Regions from separate parts of the Homo sapiens genome. Here regions 1 and 2 are each linked to region 3. A link is a contact called in ENCODE Hi-C data. All regions are on one chromosome and are shown on one strand. The core of a region is the stretch at or near the end of the contact, and the rest is flanking DNA. Distances in the headings are between cores, read along the strand shown. Region 1 holds the start of KIF4A (kinesin family member 4A). Region 2 holds the start of DLG3-AS1 (DLG3 antisense RNA 1). Region 3 holds the start of PIN4 (peptidylprolyl cis/trans isomerase, NIMA-interacting 4).

The links. Hi-C counts contacts between places; a loop is a spot of excess contacts on that map. Pooled maps may share reads with other maps.
Region 1: a loop to region 3 is called in a pooled map, with 9 times the contacts of the local background. The contact joins the promoter of KIF4A here to the promoter of PIN4 in region 3. A Hi-C loop is called at or near these places in 5 of 50 pooled maps.
Region 2: a loop to region 3 is called in a pooled map, with 6 times the contacts of the local background. The contact joins the promoter of DLG3-AS1 here to the promoter of PIN4 in region 3. A Hi-C loop is called at or near these places in 1 of 37 single-sample maps with no recorded cell type and 4 of 50 pooled maps.

The regions. Positions count from the first base shown.
Region 1 is chrX:70,287,612-70,291,568 of GRCh38, reverse strand. KIF4A (kinesin family member 4A) reads right to left here and starts at 1,465. Exons shown (of 31, transcript NM_012310.5): 1 at 1,419-1,465; 2 at 991-1,131; 3 at 764-878. The coding sequence starts at 1,110. It overlaps PDZD11 (PDZ domain containing 11), which reads left to right and starts at 1,642. Exons shown (of 7, transcript NM_016484.5): 1 at 1,642-1,709; 2 at 2,215-2,314; 3 at 3,056-3,139; 4 at 3,396-3,452; 5 at 3,739-3,837. The coding sequence starts at 2,228. RefSeq lists a silencer at 1,485-1,664.
Region 2 is chrX:70,454,602-70,458,590 of GRCh38, reverse strand. It overlaps DLG3-AS1 (DLG3 antisense RNA 1), which reads left to right and starts at 2,597. Exons shown (of 2, transcript NR_109801.1): 1 at 2,597-2,646. All of the region lies in intron 9 of DLG3 (discs large MAGUK scaffold protein 3), which reads right to left. RefSeq lists silencers at 3,420-3,649, 3,387-3,813.
Region 3 is chrX:72,179,968-72,183,864 of GRCh38, reverse strand. It overlaps PIN4 (peptidylprolyl cis/trans isomerase, NIMA-interacting 4), which reads right to left and starts at 2,108. Exons shown (of 4, transcript NM_006223.4): 1 at 2,037-2,108. The coding sequence starts at 2,079. RefSeq lists an enhancer at 1,849-2,068.

The DNA.
Region 1 (3,957 bases), core at 216-2,715, 1.9 Mb after region 3:
CTTCTTTAGAACCCTGCTATGGTCCTCAACAGCATTAAAGACTTAGCTTCCCCAGTAAAGATTATTAACTGGTGATAGTATTCAGAGGCTTTAGGCACTCCCCTTCTCCACCTAAAAGAAGTATACTCATTATTCAAGACCCATCTCAAAGTTTTCCCACTCTGTGAAATTCACCCCAAATTCCCCAAGCAGAGTTAGAGCCATCCTTTTGTTTTTCATACCACTTTGTATGAGAGCAGAGCTACTACTTCCATAGGACTGACTCTGTTGTATATTTTTAACTTGAAAAATTTTTCTTCTAAAAGATAGGTACAAAAAATTTAAAAATTTTTATATATTCAAAATTATTTATGTAGTCATCTATCTCCATTCCTATCCCCTGGACTTTGAACTCCTTCAGGGCCTCGAAGCTATATTATTTATCACCTGAATCCCTCAACAAGCTTTGCAGTGCCTGGGCCTCAAGTAGGTTGGCACACTTATCACCATCAGCAACCACCACAGAGTTTATAATCTAATGAAGTTCCAGGATAAACAAACATATACAAGTCAAAGATGAACAGAACCACATAAAGCAAATACAGAATAAAACTAGCTTCAAGGGTACAGAGACGTTGACAAATGTTATTAGGCTAAGGGCTTCTTGAAGGCAGGAATCATGATTCATCGATTCCTGTATTTGCAGTGCCCAAGCACAGTGCTTGGCACATAGTATATGCTCAAGGAATATATATGTTACGTTCGAGGAATCAAATCGCCTTACCTTTAAATACACCTTTTATGAGTGGCGCTACTGCTGTATTGAAGACTTCTTCCTGTTCAGTAGAGGGATCAAATACAAAATCGTAGGTGAAGGATTTATCTGTACCAACCACCACCTAGAGAAGGCACGGGACAAGGCGTAAGGTTAAAAATGAAAGGCAAGACCACACCCCTCGTTACCATTTGGCCCCAGCTGTTCAGACACAGGCTCTGGACTCTGCTACGCACCTGAGGCTCTCCGGGCACGAAGGAAAGGCACATCTGGCAGCCCTCGCTAATCTCTTTGGGGACCAGAGGGCGACAACGCAGCGCCACTCTTACGGGAATTCCCTTCACCTCTTCCTTCATGATCCTATCTCAGCACCGTCTCTGCGAGGGGGAAAAAGAAGGCTCGCTGATGAATGTTAGTAGGTCAGCAGGGGTGGGAGGGCGTCCTCCCCGGTTCCGACCCTCCTCAGCGGGAACACTGACTTGGGAGATTCACGCTCCATGACTTGGCCAGGGCTGGACCGCCCGTCAGCCCTGCACTCTAAAGAGAGTGCACGGGCTTCTGAAAGGCAAAGAAAAAACTCCAACGGGGACGGCGACAAAGAACCAAAGCCCTAGGGTACTGGGTAAAAACAGGTTCTGAGCTAAGGTGTGCCCCCGTAACTCACCAAACTAAATGTCCCTTCCCCGTTCTCCCTGGGCCTCCCGCCGCCCTGTCCCAGCCGGAGCTTTAACCGCCAAGTTTCAAATCCGTCCCGGAGACGCCAACCAATTGCAGTGCGGACTGCCCGAGGGCGGAGCGCGCACGTCGGCGCGCGCAGGCCGGCGCGGTGGGAAGGGGAGGGTCAGCTCGTTGCACCCTGGCCCGGCCTCTTTTCGACCCTGCGGAGCATCCGCTTCCGGTTCCCAGACTGAATTGTCAGTGAGCGGAGTCTGAGGTCGCTGTGGACTGCCCACTGGTGAGGTGGTGCGGCGTTTATGCGGCTGAGAGTGCGGGTCTCAGGCAGAATGTGGGGCGGGGACGTGGGAGGTGGCTGGTCAGGTGAAGGAAGGGTCGATCTAAGGACCCTACCATTACTAATCACATCTAGGAAATGTGGGGCGGTGCCTTGCCCCGAGTCCCTGCGGATAGTTAACACTCCCTTGGGCTTCGAAAGTAGATCTTTTTAGACTCGACCCTGATTTCCTCTTCTCCAGGTTTGAGACGGTAACATCTGTTTTGCAGGATTGTGAAAAATGAGGTCCTCTTTCTAGAGTACCTGACAGGTTGCTTGGCATCCAGAAGATGTTTAGCTAAGTTAAGAGTTTTCTTCTGTCTTCCTTCTCTCCTCCAACCTTAACACCTAGATATGGGCTGGGCCTGTAGACTGACTGCCTTGGAATGGGTTGGAGCTGCTGTCTGAAACTTGCTGGGCTGCTCTCCCTTTTGAACCACTTTTTGTCTGTTCTGATTCACTCTTCCAGGGCCTTGCCCGAGATGGACAGCCGGATTCCTTATGATGACTACCCGGTGGTTTTCTTGCCTGCCTATGAGAATCCTCCAGCATGGATTCCTCCTCATGAGGTGGGAACCATCTGTATTCCTGAGTAGGAGATTTTTTTCCCCGTGGGCATGAGATGATGCATGAAAGGTAGGATAGCAGGGTTAGAAGGCGAAACGGAGAGTGAATCTTAGCACTTGTAGCCAGAGGACCCAGAAGCTGGATTCTGAGCAACAGGACCCATTGGGAACTTCTTTATGGAAGCCTCCTGCTAGGGTCTGTTCACACCGGTTAATTCTGGAAATTTGGAGCCTTCATTTCCATACTGTTAAGAGGTTCAGCGCGGTGGCTCATGCCTGTAATCCCAGCACTTTGGGAGGCCGAAACAGGCGGATCACCTGAGGTTGGGAGTTCGAGACCAGCCTGACCAACATGGAGAAACCGCGTCTCTACTAAAAATACAAAATTAGCCGGGCGTGGTGGCACATGCCTGTAATCCCAGCTACTAGGGAGGCTGAGGCGGGAGAATTGCTTGAACCTGGGAGGCAGAGGTTGCGGTGAGCTGAGATTGAGCCATTGCACTCCAGCCTGGGCAACAAGAGCAAAACTCCATCTCAAAAAAAAAAAAAAAAGGTGAAGAAATGGGGAGCTACTGGGCTGCCCCAGTGCTATCCATCTACTCATTTAGTCTGTGTTATCTGTTCTACTTAAATTAAGTCTATGACCTTTCCTTTTCCTGACTTCAGGGTAATTCATTAGTGTTTCAGATGAAGGTAGGTGTGAAGTAAGACTGGTAAAATTTCTGGGGTTGCTGTGTCTTGCAGAGGGTACACCACCCGGACTACAACAATGAGTTGACCCAGTTTCTGCCCCGAACCATCACACTGAAGAAGCCTCCTGGAGCTCAGGTGAACTTATGAAACCTTATTTCAGGCTAGATTCATCCATACCACAAATTGGCAGTGTTGGGGGGATGGATTGGAAAGCAGGTGCAGATGTGAGGAAACTTTCCTTCTTGTGGACAGAAAAGCTGAGATAACACTTCTGCAACTTCTGACTTTCCTCTCAGGGACACACAAGCTGAGCTATTGTACGATGATGCTACTAGTTGTTCTTGTGTTTGTGGTCTCCATTGAGCCCCCATTCTGTGCTCTTGTCTTACAGTTGGGATTTAACATCCGAGGAGGAAAGGCCTCCCAGCTAGGCATCTTCATCTCCAAGGTATTTATGCCCAGTAGGCAATATGGATCGTTACTTCCCTTTGTTAAATTAACAGATTGCAGAACCCTAATGTCCCAAGGGCTGAGAGGATGACTCTGGATTCATAGAAGGGGTATAATGGAGACACCCCCTTTCCCACTTAAAACTTTTCATTTGGCAGGCCATCTGTCTGCATACATTGTCACAGAAAAACAATAGCACCATACATTTGAATAGCACCGAATTTCACTGACAGTCTTCTGAAATTATCGCATCCCAATCACATGTATTCTCTCTTTACCAACAGGTGATTCCTGACTCTGATGCACATAGAGCAGGACTGCAGGAAGGGGACCAAGTTCTAGCTGTGAATGATGTGGATTTCCAAGATATTGAGCACAGCAAGGTGAGCACAGTACTTGGGCTGTGGTGCTGCAAGAAGCCATCTCAAATAGGACAGATTGGACAGGAGTAGCCTAATCTGTAACTTAATAAGAAAGCATTTTGCTGGGCACTGTGGTACACG
Region 2 (3,989 bases), core at 1,348-3,847, 1.7 Mb after region 3:
GGCTGGGCATTATGGCTCACGCCTGTAATCCCAGTGCTTTGGGAGGTCGAGGTGGGAGGATCACTTGGGCCAGGAGTTCGAGGCCAGCCTGGGCAATATAGTGAGACCCTGTTTCTACAAATAAATTAACAAATAAAAAAAGAATCTCACAGTTAGAGCATTCTCAAGTTGCCACCAGCCTCTAAGTATCCAGAGGAGGAACATTAGGAAGCAATTGTCCTAAACCCATCATCTTTCTAATGCTTGCACACCTTTTATGTATTAAAAGAAGAGGGGTAAGGAAAATGTTCTAGGCCGGGAGCGGTGATCCCAGCACTTTGAGAGGCCAAGGTGGGTGGACTGCTTGAGCTCAGGAGTTCAAGACCAGCCTAGGCAACATGGCAAACCCCTATCTCTACTAAAAATACAAAAATTAGGCTGGGCATGGTGGCTCACACCTGTAATCCCAGCACTTTGGGAGGCCAAGGCAGGAAGAATGCTTGAGCCCAGGAGTTCAAGACCAGCCTGGGCAACATGGTGAAACCCCATCTCTACAAAAAATACAAAAATTAGCCAGGTGTATTGGTGCACACCTATAGTCCCAGCTACTCAGGAGGCTGAGGTGGGAGGATGGCTTGAGCTTGAGGGGCAGAGGTTGCAGTGAGCCGAGATCGTGCTACTGCACTCCAGCCTGGGCAACAGAGCCTGACACTGTCTCACACACACACACAAAAAGTTTTAGGCCGGGCACAGTGGCTCACTCCTGTAATCCCAGCACTTTGGGAGGCCGAGGCGGGCGGATCACAAGGTCAGGAGATTGAGACCATCCTGGCTAACATGGTGAAACCCCGTCTCTACTAAAAATACAAAAAATTAGCCGGGCGTGGTGGCGAGCACCTGTAGTCCCAGCTACTGGGGAGGCTGAGGCAGGAGAATCGCTTGAACTTGGGAGGCAGAGCTTGCAGTGAGCCGAGATCGTGCCACTGCACTCCAGCCTGGGCGACAGAGCAAGACTCCGTCTCAAAAAAAAAAAAAAAGTCCTAAAACGTACTGTGGTGATGGAGGCACAACTATACCTAAAGTCACTGAAATATATATCTAAATGAGGAAACTGTATGGTAAATGACTTACCTCTCAATAACACCATTTTAAAAAGGAGACAAATTGTCTTACTCTGATTGTTCTATTAGTCAAACCTATTTTTTAAATCTCTCATGCTAAAGGCTGCACTGGTTTGGCAAAGGTGCCTCAGAGGCCACCATGGAGATCACTCTAACCTTCCCCTCCACATCCATCTTTCTTTCCCTTACACTCTTCCTAGTCTGTCCTCTGTTAATTCCCCAGTATCCTTCCTGTTGCTCCTCCACTTTTAACTAGGTGTTAGGTCCCTCAGGTGTTCACAAGCATGGTCTGTCCCAACTGGTAGACCTCAGGATTAAGCTGATTTGCTGACCCTCTGATGCTGACCTTCAGCAACTTTCCCTTCTTAGACAAGTTATATCTTGGCTCTCTTGTCATTGTTTCAGTATGCACAATGAAGAATTGGACCACTTGATCCTTTCCAGCTCTCACATTCACGTGAAGAAAAAAAAATTCAAGTAATGAACACTTACTTGGCCAATCACATGCAAGGTCTCTTGCCAACCAACATACATGTATTTGGATTATTCATTTTGTAAATACCCACCGTGATGTAATCCTCTGAAGAACCACACTTGTTTATAAATTGATCAACATGGAGTCCTTATTTTTAAAAACTAGCACTTTACCAAAGAAAATTTAGAGCCCAACACAGAATGCTTGACAGTCCCTCTGGACCAGTCTCCAGGGATCTGTTTTCAAAAGGGGAAAAAAAAAAAAGCTTTTGCATGTTGGGGACTTGCTGGATTTACCAAACCAAAGGAGGAAGTAAGATTGATTGGGGTGGCAGAGCCTTAACAACAGTGGTTCACCTAAATCCTAAGAGAAGAAAGGCCTTATTTGGCAAGTAGTAGAAAGAACTAGCATAAAACAGCACCTCAACCTACATTATAAACTCTCAGAAATATGCTCAGAGAGCAATAAACACTGCAGGAATCCCCTTACCCTGGACAACCTGCAGCTTTTTATGCAAGCCAGTTGCATTCCCCTAACAAGTCATAGAAATATGTAGTCACTAGTATCCAGCATACCCCCACCACACACAATTCACAGTATTGTTTCCATGTGCCCAACATCAGAGAGCAAAACCGAAAGAAACATCAATTTCTCCTACAACATACACACACAAATACGCAAGAAAAACCATTTCCTTTGCAGAACCTGTGTTGTCTAAGTTGTGGGCATGAAATGCACAAATATTAGTTGCTAATAAAAATCAGACGGTTAGCTCTGTACTGGAAAGCGAACAGCACACACATAAATCATAAAAAAACAATATCCCTAAGGTGCGTTCCTGATCAGTAAGCTGAAAACCAAACAAGGAGAGAAATGACTCAAAGTGTCCATTTGCATCCCTCTTTCTCATTACCTCAGACCAACAAGCTCTCTCTCCTGTGAGTTACCTCCCTGCACTTCTGTCCTCGATCAGAAGAGCCTCGTGGAAAAGGTCGCAGGCTCTCTCTTCTTTCCCTTCAGGATCTTGAGGCACTGAAGGAGCATGGGGGGAGGGGAACGGAAAGGACAAAGGTAGGCGCTTTCCATCCCTTTCGGCTTGGCGACGGGGCTCCCAGCCTCTCCCCCTCTCATCGCGGAAATAGAGCACCTGCCAGGGAGAGGTCGGTCCCTTCCACCTTAGTAATCGGCCCACAGGGCCTAGGTGTCCCAGGAGCCCAGGCGCTGCAGCCCTAGGGGACAAAGGGGAGGAGGAGGCGAAAGAAGTCGGGAATGGTACGAATCCCTTGCAAACAAAAGGGAGGGGGCAGAATACCAAGCCGGTCGCGGCTGTTCTCAGAGGTGGACAGGTTGGGTGGAGAAATGGGTGTCGGGGGAGGGGAAGATTTAGAAAATTCCTCTAGGGCAAGGGATTAGGGAGCTGCTTGGGGGCGCAGCAGCCAGCAGGAAGGGGGCTGAGGCAGGACAGAGGCCCTGGGGTGAGAAGGGGGCACAGCTCGCTGTGGGGGAGAGGTGATGGCTAAGAGGTGAAGGCCAGACTGGGCCCAGTGTAGGGTGAGGGGGCGCTGAGCCCCGCGCGGCGCTCCGAGGGGCCCTGAGGAGGGTCTCAGAAGGAGCCTGGGGGCACGCAACGAAGGCATTCGAGGGAGAGGGCAGAATTGGGGCACGCAGTGTTGGAAAAGAGGCTGAGAACAGAGCCGTAGAGAGGTTAGGGGGGACTGCGAGGGGGCCTGACCCCCGTCCGCCCCACCTCACCTGGCGCCGGGTCGGAGTCCAGATCTAGTGCTGAGAAAGCGCCAGCTCCGGCCAGTCCCTCCGTCCCGCGCGGGAGACCACGGACACAAAGCGGGGCGCGCGGGAGGAGGGGAGGAGAGAGGAGGGGGAAGGAGGGAGGAGGAGGAGACGCCTGAGGCGCGCGATGGGGGGAAGGAGGGGCGCCTGCCGCCCTCCTCCTGGGTCAGGGGGCGGGGCATGCGGCTGGAGGCCGCCCTCAGCCGGCCAATGGCCACTCCACTGGCCCGCAGGCTAGGGCGCGCCTTCCCGCGGCTCACCTCGGCACCTGGGCCTCGGTTGGCCCCAGCCAATCAAACGCCTTTATTTGCATGACCAGCCCCGCCCATTCGCCCCAGCCAAGGACTGCTCACTGAGAATACAAAGAAGGCCCCCCGGAGGGGAGGGAGTCGACTCCAGTTGGCCTATCCCAAGGGCATAGTATCACCTTTTCAGCGCGTTTATGGGTCTTTCACGGTCATCTTGATGAGGGGAGGGGAGTGGGGGTCACAGAGGTTTGGCCCAAGATCTCTTAAGAGGTCGGATCTCTTCTACCTGAGGTCCTTCTAACCAAGAGCTGCTCTCCTCTTCCAGGGCACACAGTTCCCAGTCTTCTCCTGTGGGCCCTCCGCCCCCTCCCCTTTTTC
Region 3 (3,897 bases), core at 859-3,358:
CCTGCTCCCCCTAGGTCCTGGATTCCATTTTCTCCTAAATCTCACTCTTCTGTACCTTTACCTCTTTTACTTTACTGGATCCTTCAGCTTCACTCCCAAGTTTTCCCCATTCCAAAGAAGCAAAGAAAATAAAACTTTCTCTTAATCCTCTGTCCTTCTCTATCTACCATCCCATTTCCATGCTTTTCAATTAAAACTTTCCAAGAAGTCCAAATTACCACTTCCCAGTCAGTTCTCTAGTCACGGTAATCTGGCTTCTGTTTCACTGAAACCACTTTTACCCAAGGCCACCTCTAATTTCCAAATCTGCTGTTCTTGATAGACTATACCCTCTCTCTTTAAAACATTCTGGTCTCTCCAGCCTCTGGCCACCATTCTGCACTCCCTCTATCTGTCTGCCTCTTTCTCTGCCTGTCCTAGGATCACATCCTCTGCTCTCTGCTCTTTTCATTCTATAAACTCTCCATGGATAATTGCATACACTCTAATGGGCTCAACTACCATCTATAAGTTAGCGACTCCTAAAACTTACATGTACAGTCTAGACCTCTCCCTCAAACTTTAGACTCAAATATCCAACCACTTCCTGACTACATCTCCACTGAGATGTCCCACAGACACCTCAAAGCCAATCTATCTGAAAGTGAATTCATCAATCTCATCCCCGCTCCTCATGTATCCTTGATGTTACCCTGCAGGACCAGCAACAGGTTAGAAATCCAATCCAGAAAACAGAATGATCGTTGATCCTCCCTCACCACCCCTCCCCAACCCAATAAATCACCAAGTCTTGACTATTTCACATCCTAATATTTACAGAATCTTTTCTCTTTTCTCAGTTCCCACAGCCACTCCCTTAGGTCAGTCCACCATCATCTCTCACCAAGACTACCACAACAATCTCCTTACAGGTCTTTCTGATCCTTAACTGTCCTTCTTAGCAGAATATATAGCACTCTCCATGATCTCGTCTTTGTTTCTGTTTTCATTCTCACCACTTGCCATTCTGCCTTGAGTTTTTGCTCCAGCAACACTACGCTGCACACATCATGCTGTTTCTCACCTCAGTGCTTTTGCTGCTGGACCCCAAGTAAGGAATGCTTTAACCTACCCTCAATGCACATCTTGACCTGCCTAATTCATCTCCAGGAAGTCTTCCGTTCCCTGTTCCCCAGCTAAATGAAGGACTTCCCTCAATTTCTATTATATCCCATACACATCCCTCAACACTACATTTAGTACAGTGCTTTATGATCACTAAGCCTTTATCTTCCTCACTACTTCGGGAGCTCCTTAAGGCCAAAATCTCTTTTTTTTTTTTGAGACAGAGGCTCGCTCTGTCGCCCAGGCTGGAGTGCAGTGGCGCGATCTCGGTTCATTGCAACCTCTGCCTCCCGAGTTCAAGCGATTCTCCTGCCTCAGCCTCCCGAGTAGCTGGGATTACGGGCGCGCACCACCACCACGCCTGGCGAATTTTTGTATTTTTAGTAGAGACGGGGTTTCGCCATGTTGGCCAAGCTGGTCTCGAACTCCTGACCTCGTGATCCATCCTCCCTCGGCCTCCCAAAGTGCTGGGATTATAGGCGTGAGCCACCGCGCCCAGCCTTCTGTCTTATTTGTGTATCCTCAGCGCTTAGCACTCTGCCTGACACATTTCTGTTCAATGGATGAATGATTCCTTCCCCGATGGTGGGCATGTCATTCTGTAAGCATTAAAGTGAACTTTAAGGACCATAACCAATGTGTACTTCCTATTGCTGGCTTTTGATAAGACCCAATTTTAGAGCTCTAATAACCCCTTGAAATAGCAGCCCTAAGTCATCGCCTCCGAGGAACTATCCCCATCAGATTCCATTACCCACTAGGACGGTCCCTGAACCGTAGCCCAATGTATTCCTACAGATGTAATCGATGGCAGCACTGTGGGGCCACTGGCTACCTGCTGCGTCCGTCCCGGACTCCGGAGATGGACTGTCTGTTCCCTCCCTTCGCTCCTCACCCGCCCCCATTCTCCTTGATCGCTCTGGCCGCTCTACCTTTCCCCGCTTTTCCAGAACCACTTTTTCCTTTGGGCGGCATCTTGGAAGCTTGTTGTTGAACGCTGAACCGCTCCAGTTGCCGTACAAGCCCCTTTAGAAGCCCCGCCATGGGCATGTCCTAAACAAATGCCTGAAAGCCGCATCTCAATTGACCGTTCTTATTGCGGCTCCGGAAGCAGGCACAGCTTGGGGCAGACCCCGTCCTTTGGCTCTTGGACCAATGGGGCTGAAGATGTCTGACCAATAAGACGCTTGGGCCGAAACAAAGGCAGAGGGGCGGAGACAAAGGCCGGATTAGGGCGGGAAGCCTGGCCTCTGCGCTTTTTGTGACTTCTTTCACGCACCCTAATTTGCACCAGATCCCCCACTCCCCACACTCTACGCCCGAAGCTCCCCCGTTCCCCTCAACCTGGCTTTTTTCACGCGTGCGCAGTAGGAGCCACGGGGGTGGGTGGCTCTGCAGTCCCTCGGCGCCAGCTCTGGCCAATCCCGCGGGGCCGCCAGACAAAGGGAAGCAGGAGTACTGTGGTGGCGGCCAACTTCCGCTGTCTCCTCCTACACACAGGGCTGCCCTCCCTGGCAGTTTTTCGTTTGTTAATTTTATTCTGCAGTTGTAGCTAATTAGGTTCAAAAGGTAGTTTTTAAAAAAGCCTGTCACCTTTTTGCGTCTTGCAGAGCTCAGTCATGGAGAAACATTGGAAGCAGTCTGAGTGCTCCTCAGTCGGGTACTGCTTAAATAATGTTTTAGCCACACAAGAAGATATTATACAACATTCAAAATAACGATTGTAAGGCTGTGTGTACAGATAGGGGAAATGTTTTTAAGACCAAGATAAAGAATATGATTCCTTGTAAAAGAAGTATATGTAATGTATTGTATGTTATATGAATATAAAGGAGAGGAAAGCTATAGAGCAAGATGTGGCCAGTGGTGCTAGTGCATACAGGTCATCGTGTTTGTTTCTGTGTATTTTCCAAAATTTCCATAATGGTGCAGCATAGTGTAGTAAAAGCATGGATTCTGGAGCCAGATTGCCCAGTTTCAAATCCCTGCTCCACATCTGTCTACTAGCTCCATGACCTTGAGGAAGTTACTTCACCTCTCTTTGGCTCAGTTTCATCATCTGTGAAATGGAGTTGATGATAATAGTACCTACTATTATCCTATCAGGTGTTAAGAGAATTAAACAAGTTCATATCTGTAAAGCACATAAAATGATGGCTTGCTCATATTAATAATGTTTGCCTAAGATAAATGATTTTTGAATTTGTGCCCACACACTTTTTCTCCCCTTACAATCCCTCCCACCATCAATAATTTGTATATGATATGTCAGGGCGTTTCCTCCAGTCCATGAGAGAGCTGTCCTAGCTTGCCACTACCAGCCAGAATATAGAGGTCTTCCAGCTCAGAGTTTAGTTTTTGGATGCAGCCTTGCTGGACCTGGAGATGCTTCATGCTCATACCAGGGAATCAGGTGTTTCTGAGACTGTGCTCATTCCCTACTCAAGACATAACATGGAGCCCTCTTATGTTTGGCTGCTTTAAATTCTGGACACATTTTGGGCACTCCTTGTTTTCGGATTGGGAGTGATCAACTGCGGAGGACACATCTAGTGGTGAGGGGATCATTGCTCTGCCACTTCTGAAGTGGATCCCGCACCTGTACTAATTCTCCAAGTTCGGCTGCGAGATGGAGGGGCGGGGGAGTTGGGATTGGGTGTTGACGATGACAGCGTAGCCTTGTGTTCATCAGGTTATCTATGGCCAAGAGGCCCAAGAGGAACATTTACTTTTGATTTTTCTTTCTTTTTTTTTTTTTTTTATTTTTTATTTTTTATTTTTTTTTTTTATTGA